Linked DNA regions of Mus musculus: region 2 is linked to region 1. Evidence: chromatin loops called from intact Hi-C (ENCODE). Cell type or tissue: left cerebral cortex. All regions are shown on one strand. Each heading gives the region's core, and the rest is flanking DNA. Links, peaks and the distances in the headings are about the cores only.

Region 1 (8,514 bases), core at 2,032-4,531:
TTTATTTATTTTTTTTTTAGCAGCTCAGGCTGAACACCTCCGCATGGCCAGGAGGCATTTCGGTGCTAGGGTCTGGCTGGAGTAGCGATGTGCATCCTAGCGTTTTCTGCATGTGGACTCTCTTGCTCCCCTAAGCCCCCAGTCACCTGCAAACCTGACTCCCAACGCCTAGCTCCAGGCACAAGTTGAGAATTGAAGGGTGTGAGTGTATTTGAGTGTGTGTGTGTGTCTGTCCGTCTGTCTGTCTGACTGTGTGTGCATGTGTAATGTCGCCCGCACCTATATAGGGTGGGGGATTCCCCCCACCCCACCCCGCTCTCTCCACTGTGAAGACGAGGCCGCCCACCCCCAGTTCAACTGTTAGCGAAGTCTGCTTGGTGAAGGCACTCACTGAGTCCGGCTGCTCTCCGGAAGCCCAGCGCGCTCTCTCCTCCTAGGGAGAGACAGGGAAAGCTCCCGACTCTGGGAGAGTGGCGCCTTGGTTGCAAAATGACAAACCTCAAGTTTTTCTGCTCTCCCCTTTCCCCCTCTTCCTTCCAGATACGTCACGACGGATCAAACAGCTACCGTTTGATGCAGCTTGGCTGTCTGGAGTCCGTAGCCAATTCCACGGTTGCCTATTCCTCCTCCTCTCCTTTAACTTACTCTACCACCGGCACCGAGTTTGCGTCCCCCTACTTCTCCACTAACCACCAGTACACCCCGCTCCACCACCAGTCCTTCCATTACGAGTTCCAGCACAGCCACCCGGCGGTCACTCCCGACGCCTACTCTCTGAACTCGCTCCACCACTCACAACAGTACTACCAGCAGATTCACCACGGGGAGCCCACCGACTTTATTAACCTGCACAATGCGCGGGCTCTCAAGTCCTCCTGCCTGGACGAGCAGAGGCGGGAGCTGGGTTGCCTCGATGCCTACCGCCGCCACGACCTGTCCCTCATGAGCCATGGCTCTCAGTATGGAATGCACCCAGATCAAAGACTCCTGCCAGGGCCCAGCCTGGGGCTGGCCGCCGCGGGAGCCGACGACTTGCAGGTAAATAAGCGTGCAGCGGGTTTGTCTGCGCCCTCCCCCTGCCCTCCCCCTCCCGCTCTCCGTTAATACTCTAGCTTTAAGTCTCTCTCTCTCTCTCTCTCTCTCTCTCTCTCTCTCTCTCTCTCTCTCACACACACACACACACACACACACACACACACACACACACACACACTCACTCACACTCGCACACGAATTAGAAAAAGTCATGAGATTACAGGAGGACTCTGCCCACTGGGTTCCTCTCATTGGATCAATAGCTGAGGTCCCTTTCTGGAGCCAGTCACCAGAAGTCTTTTGTGAATCTACGTTTCTGACACTGAGAGGATAGGTGTGTGAGATCAATGGAGCTGGCTTTGAATCTAGAGGTCTCAGAATAAGATTCCTAAAAGCTGAGGTCCACTCAATTGTATTTTCAGTTTCCATAATTTGCAGGGTCTCCAGCGTTGGCCTAGACAGAACCTTTAGGGGAGTCTCCTGATGAAAGTCTCTCTCCGGGAGGAGAGAGGTTGTTTGTTTTCAGGAAATTGTTGGAATCATAAGCTTGAACCAAAGTTTCACAAGCATATCAGATTGCTGTGCCAAGCAAGTAACCCCAAATGACAGCCTCAAAACAGCCCTAATAACATAATCTGCACAATGCACTTGCCAAGGTACGGCCGTGCTTCTCTGTGCCTGAGCATACAGGAGCCCGGCAGCACTCTTTATTCTTTCCCTTCGGGTCTTATGTAAGATGCAACTCATTGTACTGTCAAAAATGAGTAAACAAAGGAAGTAAGACAAAGAGAGAGAAAGCGGAAAGGAGGAAAGGAAAGACAGCAGGCTGAGAAGAAAGGAAGAAGAGGAAGGAGAGGGGGCAGAAACAAATTCAGACACCTTAGAGGCCACCACTTCATCAAATCTCCTACTTCACACCGCTTCCACATTCGGTGCCAACAACAGAGTTTTTAATTAAGTGGTTCCATTGTCTTAGACACATTTCAGATCAATAAGCCCTGAGATCTAGACTAAGAACCCAGAAGAGTCAAACTGGAACTTTCTTATAGTGGAAAGTACACCTCTGCCCGTGGCAAGTCCTTCCTTTTTCTGTCTGCACAAAATCTGCCACCTCCACTTTCTCCTGACGACTGGGAAGATATTCCAGGAGCACAACTTGGAGACAGAAGAGATCCCTTGTTGCGCACAGAATATCTTGCCCCCTCCTCTACCCCTGAGCAAGAGATTAATTTTAAATTAAAGTGGGAGCCCTTACACTTACAACAAAGAGCCAGAATTACAAGATTCATGCACAAGAAAAAATATTTTACTCCTAAAACGTTGACCTTATACACTTATATTCACAAAATAATTTTATACGCTTAGGACTTTTTTTTTTTAACATTTTCCACAGGATCCCCTTATGTCTCAGGAGGGGGAAAAATCTGCCATTCAATGCTTAGCTCCACTAAAACCTATTTACTCCTTTTAATAGCCACGTCTGTTGCTGATTTTTTTGTATCTGTACAAATTTTTTTTTTCTGTGCCAGGCACAAAGCTGGGTATTTTTCAAAAGAGAGGATTAGAACATTTGCAAGCACCAGACAAAGGCAGAATCCTGTGTAAAAGGACACCGTAGTTTATCCAATTTTCGACTTAGTGCCATTCAACTGGTCATTTATGCAATGTCATCTGACCAAACAACATGTTTTACTTATGAGGGGGGAAGGTTTGTTAAGTGATGAGACCAAGGTTTGTTTCTTCTAAGAAAATCAGCATCCTAACAGTGCGCCAGAGAGAGAGGGGAATTAGTCCGCTTCCTTGGAAAGCTCAGTTTTCTTTACCTTTTACACTTGAAATCTCTTTTACAAATCTTTATTTCAGCCCATCTCTTATATATTTATTATTTCTTTTATTTTTACTACTCTTTTCAGAGTAATATTACTCATACTGAGGAAAAAAATCACTTTAAAATACTAGCTGAAACAGTGTGGCATATGATGTCTGCACGTGTGGTCATAATGACTTCTGTAGGTGTATGTCAGTGCATGAATTATAATATGTATGAATACTAGGACAAGCTTATAAATCGATAAAGTTATTCTAGTCCTCTGGATGTACTTGGCAGAATGAGACAGAAAGAACCACCGCTATATTTAAAACAAGAAGCAAAGAGAGGAGGGAGTGTGTGGGGAAAACCTGTCTCTCCCCTTTCATTTCTTCCTTTTTAAAACATTCATCAGCATATGCCTCATTTCAAATGCAACAAATGTAAATATACTTTTCCCTGCACAGAATTTTAAGTGAAAGTCCAATGGTTTGGAGGGCGGTCTAAGTCTGCCTAACAGATGCAAACGGTCCTGTGGCTTCGGTTCCATCTTTGAGTCTCCTAAAAAGATTTGCTATGGCCAACAAAGGAAACTGTCACACCTTTTCCCATCACCGCTCTAATTTATGCTCAGGCTCCAAGTTTTTTTTTTTTCATATTGATTTGATAATCACTTTAAGGCAGAACATTTAAAATAAGAAAGAACTGGTGAGTAGGTTGAAAAGGGGGGTCTTACAGGCTTGCCTCAATATGGTGAAAATGGGGAGGTAAAAGGGAGCCAGGGCTGTAAAGGTTGTTTTGTAAAGTGGGTTTTTATTATGCACCGACTCTCTCCGCATTTACTTAACTCTTCACGGGCTGTTGGATAGGTTAACACCCTTCAAGGCCTCTTTCATGTCCAATACCTCGTTTGTTTGTAAAGGAAAATGAGCTTTTAACACATTTTGATTCTGATGGGGGGACGAGACAGACACAGGGAGAAAATTTTATTTTTCTTAATAAAAAATTAGTAAACCCTTCCCAGTTTTCCAGCTCAAATGATCACACAGAACCTTGGGAACCTAGGGATCGGTAGGGAGTGAACCTGAAGGTGTTTCCTCTACCAGGCCCATTTTGGATAGGATTATGTGATGCTCCTGCTTTGGGGGTAAATGGAATCCTTCTAAGATATTCTGATCCCTCCATGTGAAATTCTTCCTCTTAGCTTCCAATCCCAGACTTGACACTTAAGCTATAATTTTCTTCACCCAGGAAGTGGTAAATATGCGCCTGTGTATATGCACTCGCTGAGACTCAAAGTGCTTCTCATTCTCTTACTCCCAAATGAAAAGCTCTTAAGCTTTCTAAAGTGTAATATTGGGGAGGGATGTGAAATGCATACCTTAAGATGAATAGAACTTTTAGATTGTAGGGTTTGGGGATATATATACTAAAACTCTGTTTGCTGTTAAGCGTGCTCCAGCTCTATGGTGCTTTGAATGGTCTCCTGAGAAGGGGTCAGGGATAGGCTAGTCTAAAATGCTTCACCCACATGGTCATGCCTATGATATTTGAATGCTTCTCTTTCTTTCTTCTTTTCTAAAGGGTTCCGTGGAAGCCCAGTGTGGGATTGTTCTCAACGGCCAAGGGGGGGTGATCAGAAGAGGTGAGTAGGAATATCTTGGTCTCAAATATTAGTTTCTAGACTGTTTCTTTGTTTTGAAGATCTGGGGAGACTTGGAAGCATCAGATTCTTTGTCTGATTATTAAGAAAGGAATTATGTTAGTCAGTTATTCTAGGTCCATACAGGCGTATCTACATTAAAAAGCCTCCTTTCTTCCATTGACACTTAAGTGCTAGGTGAGCCCCACCTTTGCTGGGGACTCTCCAATACTCCTCAGAGCATGGGACAGCATCAAAGTTAGGGAGAAAATTACTGGGATTTAAAAAAAAAAAGTTTTCACACTTCTTTTCCTTCACCCATACCACATCCTGGAGCAGGATTTCTGGTTTCTTTTAGACCTAATGTGCCAGCCACAGCCTGAGTGTTTGGGGTGATGGTGTCAGCTATGGGCCTTAAGGGATTCTGTGAAAGGCTGTATCATTGACGCTTTCCAGGAGGCTAATGAGTCACCAATATTGTAACTGCCTTATTATTATTTTTGAAACGTCCAGAACATTTCTTTCTTCAAGGGAGGGTGGGAGGAGGAGGTAGTGTTAATGTTAAGTGTACTGGATAAAGCTTTCTTGTTCCCATCTGTTGAGGAAAACATCTGAATCCAGAGAGTTACCCATAGCATTGGAAAGGGGGGTGAGGGGAGAGAAGAGAGCTGTTGCATTCAGCTGAGGCACTGAAGGGAGCTGTATCTCAGATGTTCCATTTTGACAAAAGGTTTTGAACTATGACATTCACAGGGCCTCAAGGCAGTACAGATTTTTACTGGCTTTGCTGCTTAACTGTACCCAGAGCCTCTGAAGTTTATTTTTCTAGCATGCCCAGTAACCCGAGGAGCGCATGAGGCAAGAGGGACCAGCTGTTATCCCAACTTCATACGAATTAATAAGACAGCCTATTCACCAAAACTAATTCCTGCTTCAGGGCCACAGTTGTCTCTAGTAACCAAACTGCTAAACTTCTGATGGTACCAAATAGCTCCCTTAGACCATCTCCATTATTTCAAAGCTAGATGAATGATTTGCTTTTGGGGGTGGGGGGTTGAGAAATTCACTCTTTGAAAACAGTGGAATATTTTGTGTGAAAACACAGATTTCATGACCCAGGATCCACTATAAACATTAAGAGAGAAAAGAAAGGAAGTTTATCTGTTGGAACTTGGCTGCTCCAAAAGTGTGTGCCTGCACTGTATTTTGAGTTTAAAAGAATTACTCGAATCTGTTGTTTCACACTTTTGAGGCTTCAAAGCTAGTTTTTAGCATATAGATATCACTTCTTATAGATATTTAAAAGAGATACTATTAAGCTTTCCAGTCAGGCCTGAATTCAGCCATATTGAAATTATATAAAACAGAGACAAGTTTATAAATGTTAAATTTAACCACTAATAAGTTTTGGACAAATAAAGCATACACCGTGAAAAGGTGGGGGGGAGGGGGGCTCTCGGTAAGTCTTGCTGATTGGGGTTTGTTGGGAAGGAAAAACAGTAAAGGTGTGGCCAAGCGCTCAGGGCGCACAGGCACAGTGGTGCTGAAGGACAGCGCCACTAATTAGGGAGCGAAACCGGCTGCTAGCAGAGAGAGCTTTCCGGCGCACTTAGTATATTCTATTTCGTACTTGCTAAAATGCCTCTCTCAACGCTTGACTACCACATCCAAACGATTGTAGACAGCTAAAAGGATGAATTCCAGGTTGGACGCTGGAACTGTAGGTGCTCTGGAGTCAATAAAGTTTCCGGGGACGGCCTTTCATCTGGCCATCCAAAAGGAGCTAAGCTTCGAGGTGTCTAAAAGATGCAAGTGCGCTTTTCATAACGCATCAGAAGTACGGAAGTGGAGTTCCTCGGGTGATGTTTTCTTGTTCTTGTGCAATTCAGTACATATTTGTTTCACATTTAAAAATCCTTTTCTTAGCCTGGTATTTTAAACCAAGCGTTGATTGTTTAGGGGAAAAGTGCAATTCCCAAGGGAAAGGACCTGGAAATTTGGAGTTAAGCACCATCAAGATCTGTAGCCCCCCACCTCTGAGTAACTCAGATCCAAGCATCAGAGTACGTTTGTCCATTTTCGCATGTCTTACAGGAAGGATGGGAGCAATCTGGACTCTAGAGAGATAGGGGGCAGGGAGAGTGTTTCCTGACTCTGTAGCTATCAACGTGCACAATATCCAAATGGATAACAAGGACTTTTATATTATATCAGTGCTGCAAGTCCCCTCATGTCAAAAGACCCAGAAAACACCTTCTCTTTATTGGCATGGTTGCACACAGCGAACTCTTAAATCAATAACTCAGCTTCTCTCAGGTTCATCAGAAATAGAACATGTAAGTGTTAAGCTATTCCCTTCCCATCCCCTCCTATGGTGACAATACCCGTTCCTTTTCCAATCTACACGTTACAGGCCATCCTCTCTTAAAGTAGTCCTTTTGTTCCATCATTTTCTTTCTTTTATTAAGTTCTTGGATACGTCTATATTCCTGATGGTATCCAGCATTTACAATATTAGGAAAAACATATTTACTTCTCAAGACACTCCCTCTCAGGGTGTGACTTGAGTTAAGATACCACCTAGGTGTGCAACATGAGAGAGTGTAGAAAGAAGCTGGTCTGACTTGGAGATGGGTGGAGAGATGGGGAGTCATTGGTCCCTAAATTTGTAGTAAAAAATAAATGTTATTTCTCAGACTCACTTTGGTGTCAATTACATTTTTCCCCCTGTAAACGAAGGCTTGATAACCGAAAGATAATGTAGACAGACCAGGGAGGCAGCAGCGAGGTAATTACCACCTAGATAAAATATTTGCGGCCGCCTCAGAGGCCCGCTCCCCGCGCGCTCACTCCCGGTTAATGGTGTGCTCGATTTTGCCCGCAGCTCAGCCACTCAGACCATCAGAACCAATAATCTTTACTTTACCCTGCACTCGCGTATCGATAGCTTCTTTCGCCTCCGGCGTTGGCTTTGATATGTTAATATTTCTGAGTAACAAATTCTGCAGAGATCATATTAATGTTGTTCGTACAGAGTGGAGCTTTGCCTTCGTTGAATATTCAGACAGTGGGTTTCAAAAGGCATCTCTCGAAGAAACGGGGCTTCTATTTACAGGAGTCGCCTATGTTTTTAATCATTAAAAAAAGAAAGAAAAAAGAAAGAGAGAAAAAAGGAAAAAAGAAAGAAAGACCCACTTCTTTTTTTCCTGGTGACTCTTCTGAGGCGACCTGGGGGGCCCCTCCCGTTTGTCAGACACCCAAGCCCTTTTATTTCTCACAGAGTATTTAATAATAAAATAATGATGAGGACCTAGACGGTGACTAAGCTAATCATGAATGGGTTCATGGTGGAATCGCGATATGGGGTTCACTTGAATAAAGGGCTCTAGTCTTCACATACTTGAGGAAGGAAGATAAAAACACTCAGAATTCCTGTATGTGGGTGGAAAGTGACATTTTGGCCCTGATCTCTTTTGTGAAGTCGGGATGGCAAACTGGAAAAAAAAAAAAAAAAAAAAAAAAAAAAAGGTGTGTGTGGGGGGGGGTTGGAGGATGAAAAAAGTGTAGAAGGGGCAGCGCCCTTGTTTCACTTTGTGATCATCTCCTCTTGCAGCCCCAGGCTAATTTCCAAAGCTTAAATACCACTATAGCCTCTGGGCCACGCTGAGTGAGAACCCACTGGCCACTTGCAGTCACAAGCACTTTCCCAATTGCCCTTGGCTACACAAAATACAAACTACTTTGAATCAAAACATTGTAGGGGGGGGGAGGAATTAATATAATTTGAACTCTGCATGCTTTAAGGGAGCAGGAGTGTATCAGATCGCTGAGGTGAGTCACTAGCCAAGACTTAGGCATTTATACTGATGCAAACATTGTCCGATCTGATTTAATTCTTTTTACAAAATGCAGTCGCTCTTTCTACCAATAATGGATAGGACAGAACTGACACTTCCTGTATTTTTTTGTGGACCTCAAGGCAAGGCGACTGGCTTGCTCTTCCTCCTTCCTCGAAAGGACAAGCTCCTTG
Region 2 (8,514 bases), core at 2,716-5,215, 130 kb after region 1:
GTGTGTGTGTGTGTGTGTGTGTGTGTGTGTGTGTCTGTGTGTGTGTGTGTGTGTGTGTGTGTGTGTGAGAGAGAGAGAGAGAGAGAGAGGGAGTGAGAGAGAGAGAGAGAGAGAGAGAGAGAGAGAGAGAGTTTGGAAAGGCAGGTGGGAAGAAGGGGTAATAATTTTTCAAAATTGCCAGGTAACAGCTAAAATTTATTGTCTATTCAAAATCAAAAGCTAAAATGCCTAACGAATTTCCTAAAGCAGAATACAGGTGGTCCCGGAACAGAAAGAGAAAGAAAGGGTAGGGGTGGGTGTAGGGTTGTGGGAGGGGTGCATCCCTCCTCTCCCTGAGTTCTTTCTAGTCCCAGCTGCTTGGGTGAGGGAGTGCCCCGGGGGAAAGAAATGGAGAGGAATCCCGAAAGATAGCTTTGCTGTCCTCAGACCCAAAGCCTCAGGGCTTGTGTGAGTGTCTGGTTTTCTAGGCGAGCGACCAGAACTCTGAGGGTGCTTTTGTCTTCTTCCCTCACCCCTTCTCAGGCAACTTTGTAAAGAATTTACGGATCTGCTGGCTCAGGACCGGACACCGATCGGAAACAGCAGGCCCAGCCCCATCCTGGAGCCGGGCATCCAAAGCTGTCTCACGCACTTCAGTCTCATCACGCACGGCTTCGGTGCCCCGGCCATTTGCGCTGCGCTCACGGCCCTGCAGAACTATCTCACCGAGGCGCTCAAAGGCATGGACAAGATGTTCTTGAACAACACCACTAACAGGCACACGTCTGGGGAAGGCCCAGGTAGTAAAACTGGCGACAAGGAGGAGAAACACAGGAAATGAAAAAAAAAAAATTAAAGAGAAGGAAAATGTTTTAAATACAAAAGGAAAACAGAAAAAAAATAAATTTAGCTTTAACATATTGGATTGGCTTTGGAGGAATTATATTAGGTAGAATACACATACAATCAAAATTTAAAAAGAAAGCTAAATAACGTTAAAAAAAAATAAACTGAGGCATACAACGGAGCAACAAACCGGCTCTCGGTGTCTATTTCAAGATACACGTGGAGACAACCGTCCGGATTTTCCACTTCGGTTCTTTCGAATTTAGTAATACAGATAAAAAAGGAAAACTATGAATCCCCCTTTTGGAAAATAAAACGTGAGACTAAACATGAGAACACGCTAACTTATTGGAAGAAAATTGGAGAAACGTTGGTGTCAATGCTTTTGAGAGCTGGTTGACTGAGACGCACGAACTTTTAAATCTTTAATTTAATTTTTTTTTTTTTTAAGGAAACTCTCGCACTTCGCGCCCTCCATTTCTCCTCATTCTCCTCACCGCTGCTTCCCTTTCTCCCTTCCTCACAGCGATCCCGGAAATCTGCTGGGTGATCACGAGTGTGATTAGCTCTCTGGTGTTAGCCCCTTTGGTGTCCAGACCGCGCCTTGCGTTCCTAACTCCCCTGAGCCCAACTCCCCTACCTCCCCTCCACCCCCACCCTCACCCTCACCCCGCCCCGGTGTGTTTAATTAGGGAGGCCAAGGGTGGGGGTGGGGGACAGGCGGAGGCTCTAGCTTTTGATCCAGGCTTGAGAGCCCAGGCTCCCGCGGCAGAGAGGAAACCGATAAGTTGATTCATCTTGGTTCCTTTTAGAAAATGTTACTAGTCTCCCAGACGTGACAGCACCTGTTCACAGAGAATATTACATTTGTTATACTTGTGTCATCTAGCGGTATAGTTTAAAAAGAAAGGAAAAGAAAGGAAAAAACAAAAACCAAAACATGAAAACTTTGATTAGTATGTAATTCCTTCGGAGGGGTATGTACCACTGACTCTCTTCTGTTTCCCCAAGCTTTACCCGCATGGTTTATGAGCTTCTTCAAGGAAGATTTGGGCTTCCTACACAATCTATAAGGTACTGAGAAACAACAGCAACAACCTGATCCTTTTTAAAGTTAAAGCCTGCCTGTCAGATTCGGCAGGTTTTACTTCTTTAAAGAAGCTCAAAGAGAATCATTTAGGAAGTGGCCAGTGTTGGGGGGAGCGGCTTTGGATTTCTTGCTAACACACCTCAACGCAGGAATTCCAGCAGGGGCGGGACACTGCAGAATGCATTTTAAGGGAGTCGAGTAAGGTATCTTGGCTTTGGGACCTATATTGTAATGGTATTGTCTTTACTGGAAAAATGGATTCCATTTCCTTGGGCTCTTTGGGGACTGGATGTTTTAATGGGGGAAAGAAGTAGTTTTGCTGAGTGATTGGGGAAGACAGTCTATAAACTACCATGACTCTGCTTTATGAATGAAACAGTTTTCCTTCTCAGACACACAGGTATTTTGGCATAAAATGGTACACACACACACACACACACACACACACACACACACACACACACCAGAAACACAAGGCAAAGGGAACGAGATTGTATTTCAACTTTGAATTCCTGTCTTGATTTATTGGGAATATTCCTAATGGATGAAGTTCCATGAATTTAATGTATCTCTCTTCTCTTAGTCCAACTTTTTACTGTACCCCATCTTAATATTACCACGAAGTAAAACCGGCACCTTTAGCAAGTTCAAGGAGTAGAGTATTTGATTGGTGCACACATTTAGTTTGGGTACACTTATTTTTTTTCACCTACCTAGACGGGAACTTTATAAAATCCATTAGGATATATGTTCAGATGTTTTCTGTGATTTACACAGTCCCTTCCCCCAGTAGTCTGGACTCTCAGTATTCCTATCTTTTTCAATCCACTTTGAAGCAAGGGAAGGGGTTGAAGTTTTAGGGACCCTCTGAGGGAATCGCTCAAAGGATGAAGGTTGTAAACAAAAATTGAGGTCAGGCAACATCTCTGCTCCTATCTCTAGCTGCTTCTGAGCCCCATAGGTTTCCAGGACACAGCCCTAGACGAGGCTGAAAGGAGTAGAAAGGGCAGGAAAAAATACATGTGTGAACTATAGATTCTCATCTTTCCTCAGTTTAGAAGCCCACCCCATTTGTCCAAGAACCTGGACGCTTGCATTAGTTGAATTCTGATTGCACGAAGCCAGCAGAAAACACATTGAAAAACATCGTCTCCTTTCCTTGCAGGGCAACGCGCCCCACGCGTGTGACATCGAGAGACGCGATGGATGCGCCTTGCTCTTACTGTGCAGGTCCTGGGAACATGTGGGCCACTGAAGCCCAGTGGTGTTGAGGACATAGAATCAGCAGCTGCTGAGGGCGCGAGCCGTACAGGCCCTTCTTGCTCTCGGCCTCACCCTAAGGGCTAAGGCAGCCGCGAAGGGCCGGTTCCCGAGTAGGTAAAGGGGCGGCGCCCCACTGGCTGCTGCGGGGGAGGGATGCCAGAGCTCTGTAAAGCCATTTTGCCGCAAGCGGTCACTAGGGGCTCTACTCTCAGAGACCTTGTAGCTTGGAAAAGTCCATGGAATTTGAAACTTCCATGTGTTCTTTATTGCCAGGAAGTGTGGACATTTTTTTTAATTGCCTGAAGTGTGGACATGAAATAAGAACTGTCATTCTTGGGTAGGTAGGCTCCCTTAGATGCCCTGATGTTCCTGTGAGCATCAGCGAAGGGGCAGCTAGATAGACCTGGCTTGAGGCTTCCCTCCCCCATCTCCGGGGTTGTCTTCTGTTTCTGTTCTTTTTCTCTCTCTTCACGTCGGACCTTTCGCCCCCATGCTTTCCTTAGCCAAGCCGGCTACATTTATCTGATAATTGAGTTATTAAAAGATTTGGTTTCCTTGGATTTATAAATCAATAAACAGTAGGATTAACGCAAGAGTTTGCCTTTTAAGTCAAGGAAAAACGTTTAAGGCCAGGCCCTTTGAGTTTTGTTTTCAAACCAAACAGGTGAGTTACAGTCCTATACTCTCCCCTGCACTCTGTAGATGGCTTATCTTATCTAGGCCCGCTCCCACCACCCCCAAGCCCTACCAAATGCCGGGGGTCCAAAACCAAATAGCTAAAGACTGAAGCGTAGGCCGGTGACTGCTGGAGTTCCCCCAAGGTCCTTGGAGCCCCTTCTTTTTGAATCAAGCATCCTCCTACTTTTATTCTGAGTCTCATGGAGTTTGTTCCTAGGTGAGGATTCCCTCTCCAGAGACCTTTAATTTTCATCCCAACTACGAAGTAACTTTCTTTTCTTCTTTTCACCAACTTATCTTGCCCCCCCCCACTTCCTCACTTCCCCACTTACCTGCCCAAAACCTACTCCTTCTTCCATAGCTTTCTCCACCCCCATATAAAGAGCTCAACGGGCTTTTGAAGATCCGACCTTTGTTGGCCTTGGCCAGGAACTTTCTCTTAAGCAATTATTTCATAACCTTTGAAAACTGGTCGAATGGGAAACCCCAACCTTCCAACTTTTCTACACACTTCGTTCATGGTTACAAGACCCCTCCCTATTTAGAGTATTGATAGAAAATTCATCGCCATACCTGATATCCTGTACTTGTAATACATTCTGTGGGAAGGAACTGATGACCTCAAACCATCAGACTCTGCCTCAAGTGCTCAGAGAAACAAGAGCTTCCCTCCTTTGCTGATATACATTAAATTATTGGTAAAAGAAAAAAAAACCAGAAGTATTGGATTGTTTTCTTAAAACAAAACAAAACAAAAACCCAAAAAACACAAAAAAACAACAAAAACAACGGGGTGAACACCATTTCTTCTTTAATGCCAAAACCGTTTCTCCTTTTGAGTTGGCCTTTAATTCAGTACCATTTGTTTTGACCACCCAGTCAAGAGGTAACAACTGCCTCTTCTCGAGGGCACTCTGGAGGGTATCTGTGTTAAGTTTGTATATATTTATTTATGCTTAATTTAATGGGAATGTGTAAATATGATGAGCAAGTAGTTTGGGATTATTTATCTGTGACTCTATACCTCTGTGAATGGGTGGTTTAAAAGAAAAAAAGAACCGCTTGACCCTAGCTAGAATCCTATTTGAATTCTTCTGTTCTTTATAGACAAGCTGTTATGGTATTGGGTAGAAATTGGTTTATTGTCCAGTGTTAATCTGATTTACATAAATAAAAAAGATTGTTGTGTTTTTGTTGTGTTCTCCTCTTCAGTTCCTTAAACATAAAGATTGTTCCATTCTACAGACAGAAACAAAGATATAGCAAAAAAGATTTCTTCCTTTTGCACCCCCGCCACAGACGTACATACAGTGTTTTTGTTACAACAGAAATATAATAAATTTTGCATATCAGAAAAATGAACACTTTTATTTCCAGTAGGAGGTGCTTTTTAAAAAACTCTTAAAACTTCAAATGGATACTAGTCCCAATCATATTTGTAATAAAAGTTCATGTTAACTGCAACTTATTGTTTGTTTTACCCTTAAAAGTAAAAAGGAGTGTTATATTTACTTCCTGGGTGACTAAGAGATCCTGAATACAAGTCAAAGATGCTACAAGTGGGTGGCCAATGGGCTAGGTGTTCCCAAGTGGTGTTGGTACATATTGCAAAACTGGGTGTTGGCTCTTGCCCCTGGAGACATTGGTTCTTGGGGGGTGGGAAGGGTTAAGTGATCCATTTTAGGATGGAATCTCTTGCTCTCTTCATCAGTAAGGGTCTCTGAAAATAAATGATGAAAAAACTCCCTAGGCCAAGAAGAGGATAGAGTTGTTTATAGCTTAAGATGCTGTTTCAGCCTGGTATGGTGGCACATGCCTTTAATTCCAGCACTGGGGAGGCAGAGGCAGGCGGATTTCTGGAGTTCGAGGCCAGCCTGGTCTACAGAGTGAGTTCCAGGACAGCCAGGGCTATACAGAGAAACCCTGTCTCACCCCCCACCCCCCCAAAAAAGATGCTGTTTCTTATCTTGGGTTCTGAGGCAGCCAGCTTTTCTCACTTGGGTTAATGGACTCTGGTTTAGCCCCATACGCTCCAGTGACTGAATGTCTTAATCTGTATTTTGTCCCAAGGTGGGAATATCTTCCTGGAGACTAGGAAAGCAAAGTCATTTAAGATATTCTACAGTTTGTATGAGCCACTGCCTCTCTTGGGGCATCACAGGCTTGATCTGTCTTTTCCTACACTATCATTGCCTAACATAATCATAAAAAGCAGAAATAGCAATCAGTACATAATACAGAAATGGTACATCCTGAGCTCAGATTACACCAGAGTGTGTAACATACAGTTGGTACTAGAGTGATTGATAGTATGTTTCTCATAAAATTTCCATTTTTCAAAGAAACCTTGTCCATTTAGATTTTCCAATAGAAAAAACAGAAGAGCTAGAGCAATGAGTTTTATTAGAGATTTTCTAGTTCTAGTATTATTTATGAATTTAAAGGGAACACAGTTTTTTATGGGTAGAACTGTAAACAATGGACTCAAAAAATAAAAGGAGAAGGGACTGGGAAAAAAGAAAGGACCCAAACAAAGCAAAATAAAACAGATACCCAAAGGAAGTGCCTTTATGAGGGTATGTGATCTATATAGCTTAAAAGGAAACTTACGGAAGTGCTTTAGTCTCTTACTCAGTTGTGTTAACATTGGCGTACCCTTTCATTTGCTTGACAGAGTGTGGGGCTGGTTATCACTGGGCAGATAGAGAGTTGTGTTGTGGGTAATTTTTATACTCTATGACAAGGTTCCTCCAGCAAGGGAACACAAGCCTTGGATAAAGAGACAAGTAATTTATTATCCTGCAGGCAAACTCTGTACCAGCATGACTCTCCCACCAGCTTTTGGTAAGAAGTCAATGACCTGTGTAAGCAAAACTCCAGCTCTAGAAAGGCTATAACTGTGGGGAAAGAAATGGAGGGTGGGGGATGGGAGGAATGTTTGGAAGCTGCAACCATCACTACAGTACAAGGCCATAGAGGACATTAGGGAAGACTTCAAGCAGAGCTCACAGGTCTTTAACCTTGCCTGCAAGGGAATCTTAAGTGGTACTGGAGGTGGAATCCTTGCCCTCTCTCTGAGCCTGGAGCTCTCTACGGCATCCACAAAACTTACCTTCCCTCCCCTAACTGATCACTGGCTTAAGATCTTCATTAAGGAAGAAGTTTAACGGTTTAGAAATTTAAAATGCTTTTTCTTTTCCTTATTTGAAAACAACTGGTCCCGTGTTCATCCCTGGGGATACGGCTGTTGATGGCCCTGTGGGTCTTCTCCTTTGCAAGAAGGCCCGTTACAGCTTCCAGACACCCTGGCTTCCTTTTGGGTTCAGACCATGGTTGTCTGCCTTTTTGAAGACTCAAATATTAAACGTGCAGCACACAAGTCCATTAATTTTAACTTCCCATTAATCTATTTATAACGGAGCCAGTGGAGCTCTATAAATACGGTCCTATAAAATTGAAGTCTTTCCCATAAATCTTGCAAGTTGTTTATTTACATGTATTTCCTGGCCCTTTAATGGTCCTCCTGTAAACTCGGGGAAGACTCTAGCGGACCCCACCCAGGATGGCGTGTGCGCTCTCTCCTCTCCCTTCTCCCTGAGCCTTCAAGGAGTTTGATGCAGACCAGGAAGAGGATAAGGCAGAATCAAGAGGGTGAGATTCATTTTTACTCTGACTTTGTTTCTTAGTTTCTATCCGAAACCCTCTCTCCATACTCCCCGTCACAAGCCTCATGTTGATTTATATCGTCATAAACAGCATTCTTGCAACTGTATTTCGTCTCATAGCTTGGGGTGAGCGCCTTTTTAACATCCCTGGCAGCCACTACTTTAAAATCGGGCCTCATAAATAACCTTAAGGGCTTGTTCAAGATGAGATCCGTCAAATGTCTTTCGCCATCCACTTTTCTAGTTTGGGTCTCTCCATGGCTGTCCCCAAGGCCACTGGTTGGTGCAGCTTTCCCGCCACCCCCCCCCCCCCTCCCCGCCCCCGGCTGCCTACGTGCTACCCCAACCAGAACTGCAAAATTTAGAGACTGGGTACCAAAGAAGTAAGGCCTCCTCAGAAGCGGCTGCAGGAGCCAGCGCACTGGACTCCCTCAGCCCACATCTGTGAGCACTCTCCTGGTTGTTTGATTCGGAGTCGCAGGCGCGCCCGCCCGCCTGTCTTTGCACTCACACGCGCACAGACGCCGCAGAGTTCTAGGGCGGATCCCCATTAGCTAGAGCCTGGTTGGCTGAGTGGTGCCTCTGCCAGGCTTTCTCCTGTGCTACTTGGGAATCAATAGGTTCTAGCGTTGCAAATTGCTGCGGCGTGGGCAGCACCCCTACAGGATTCCTTTCCTTTTTCCTTTCCTTTCCTTTCCTTTCCTTTCCTTTCCTTTCCTTTCCTTTCCTTTCCTTTCCTTTCCTTTCCTTTCCTTTCCTTTCCTTTCCTTTCCTTTCCTTTCCTTTCCTTTCTTCTTTCCTTTCTTTTTCTACACTCCCCCTCCCAGAGCTTCTTATGCAGGTATTGAGGAAGCAGTTTTGTCACAGAACTTTAACGCATTTGACTCTGGTCCCAAGTGATCACCACCTACTTGTTCTGAGCCTATCGGTTCCTGTTTCTTCTCCGAAGGGCATACTGGAGCTGACTCAAGGAAGAGGAGTGAGGAGGTCGTG

Evidence for each region. Hi-C counts contacts between places; a loop is a spot of excess contacts. Peaks named below come from ENCODE experiments on the same cell type or tissue, not always from the same donor. Only the 100,000 strongest peaks of a DNase experiment are listed, where the experiment ranks them.
Region 2: it touches region 1 in a loop (4-fold over the local background); 7 of 42 quality-filtered maps call a loop at or near these places.

The regions. Positions count from the first base shown.
Region 1 is chr1:19,103,824-19,112,337 of GRCm38, forward strand. Tfap2d (transcription factor AP-2, delta) reads left to right here. Exons shown (of 8, transcript NM_153154.3): 2 at 541-1,038; 3 at 4,427-4,487. It overlaps Gm15825 (predicted gene 15825), which reads right to left and starts at 1,017. Exons shown (of 4, transcript NR_151619.1): 1 at 847-1,017. In left cerebral cortex, for the core only: no CTCF peak of the experiment used is centred there; a DNase peak (open chromatin) is centred at 3,473.
Region 2 is chr1:19,233,528-19,242,041 of GRCm38, forward strand. Tfap2b (transcription factor AP-2 beta) reads left to right here. Exons shown (of 7, transcript NM_009334.3): 7 at 523-5,318. The coding sequence ends at 820. Among named protein-coding and RNA genes, the nearest start is that of Tfap2b, 29 kb to the left of the region's middle. In left cerebral cortex, for the core only: no CTCF peak of the experiment used is centred there; no DNase peak of the experiment used is centred there.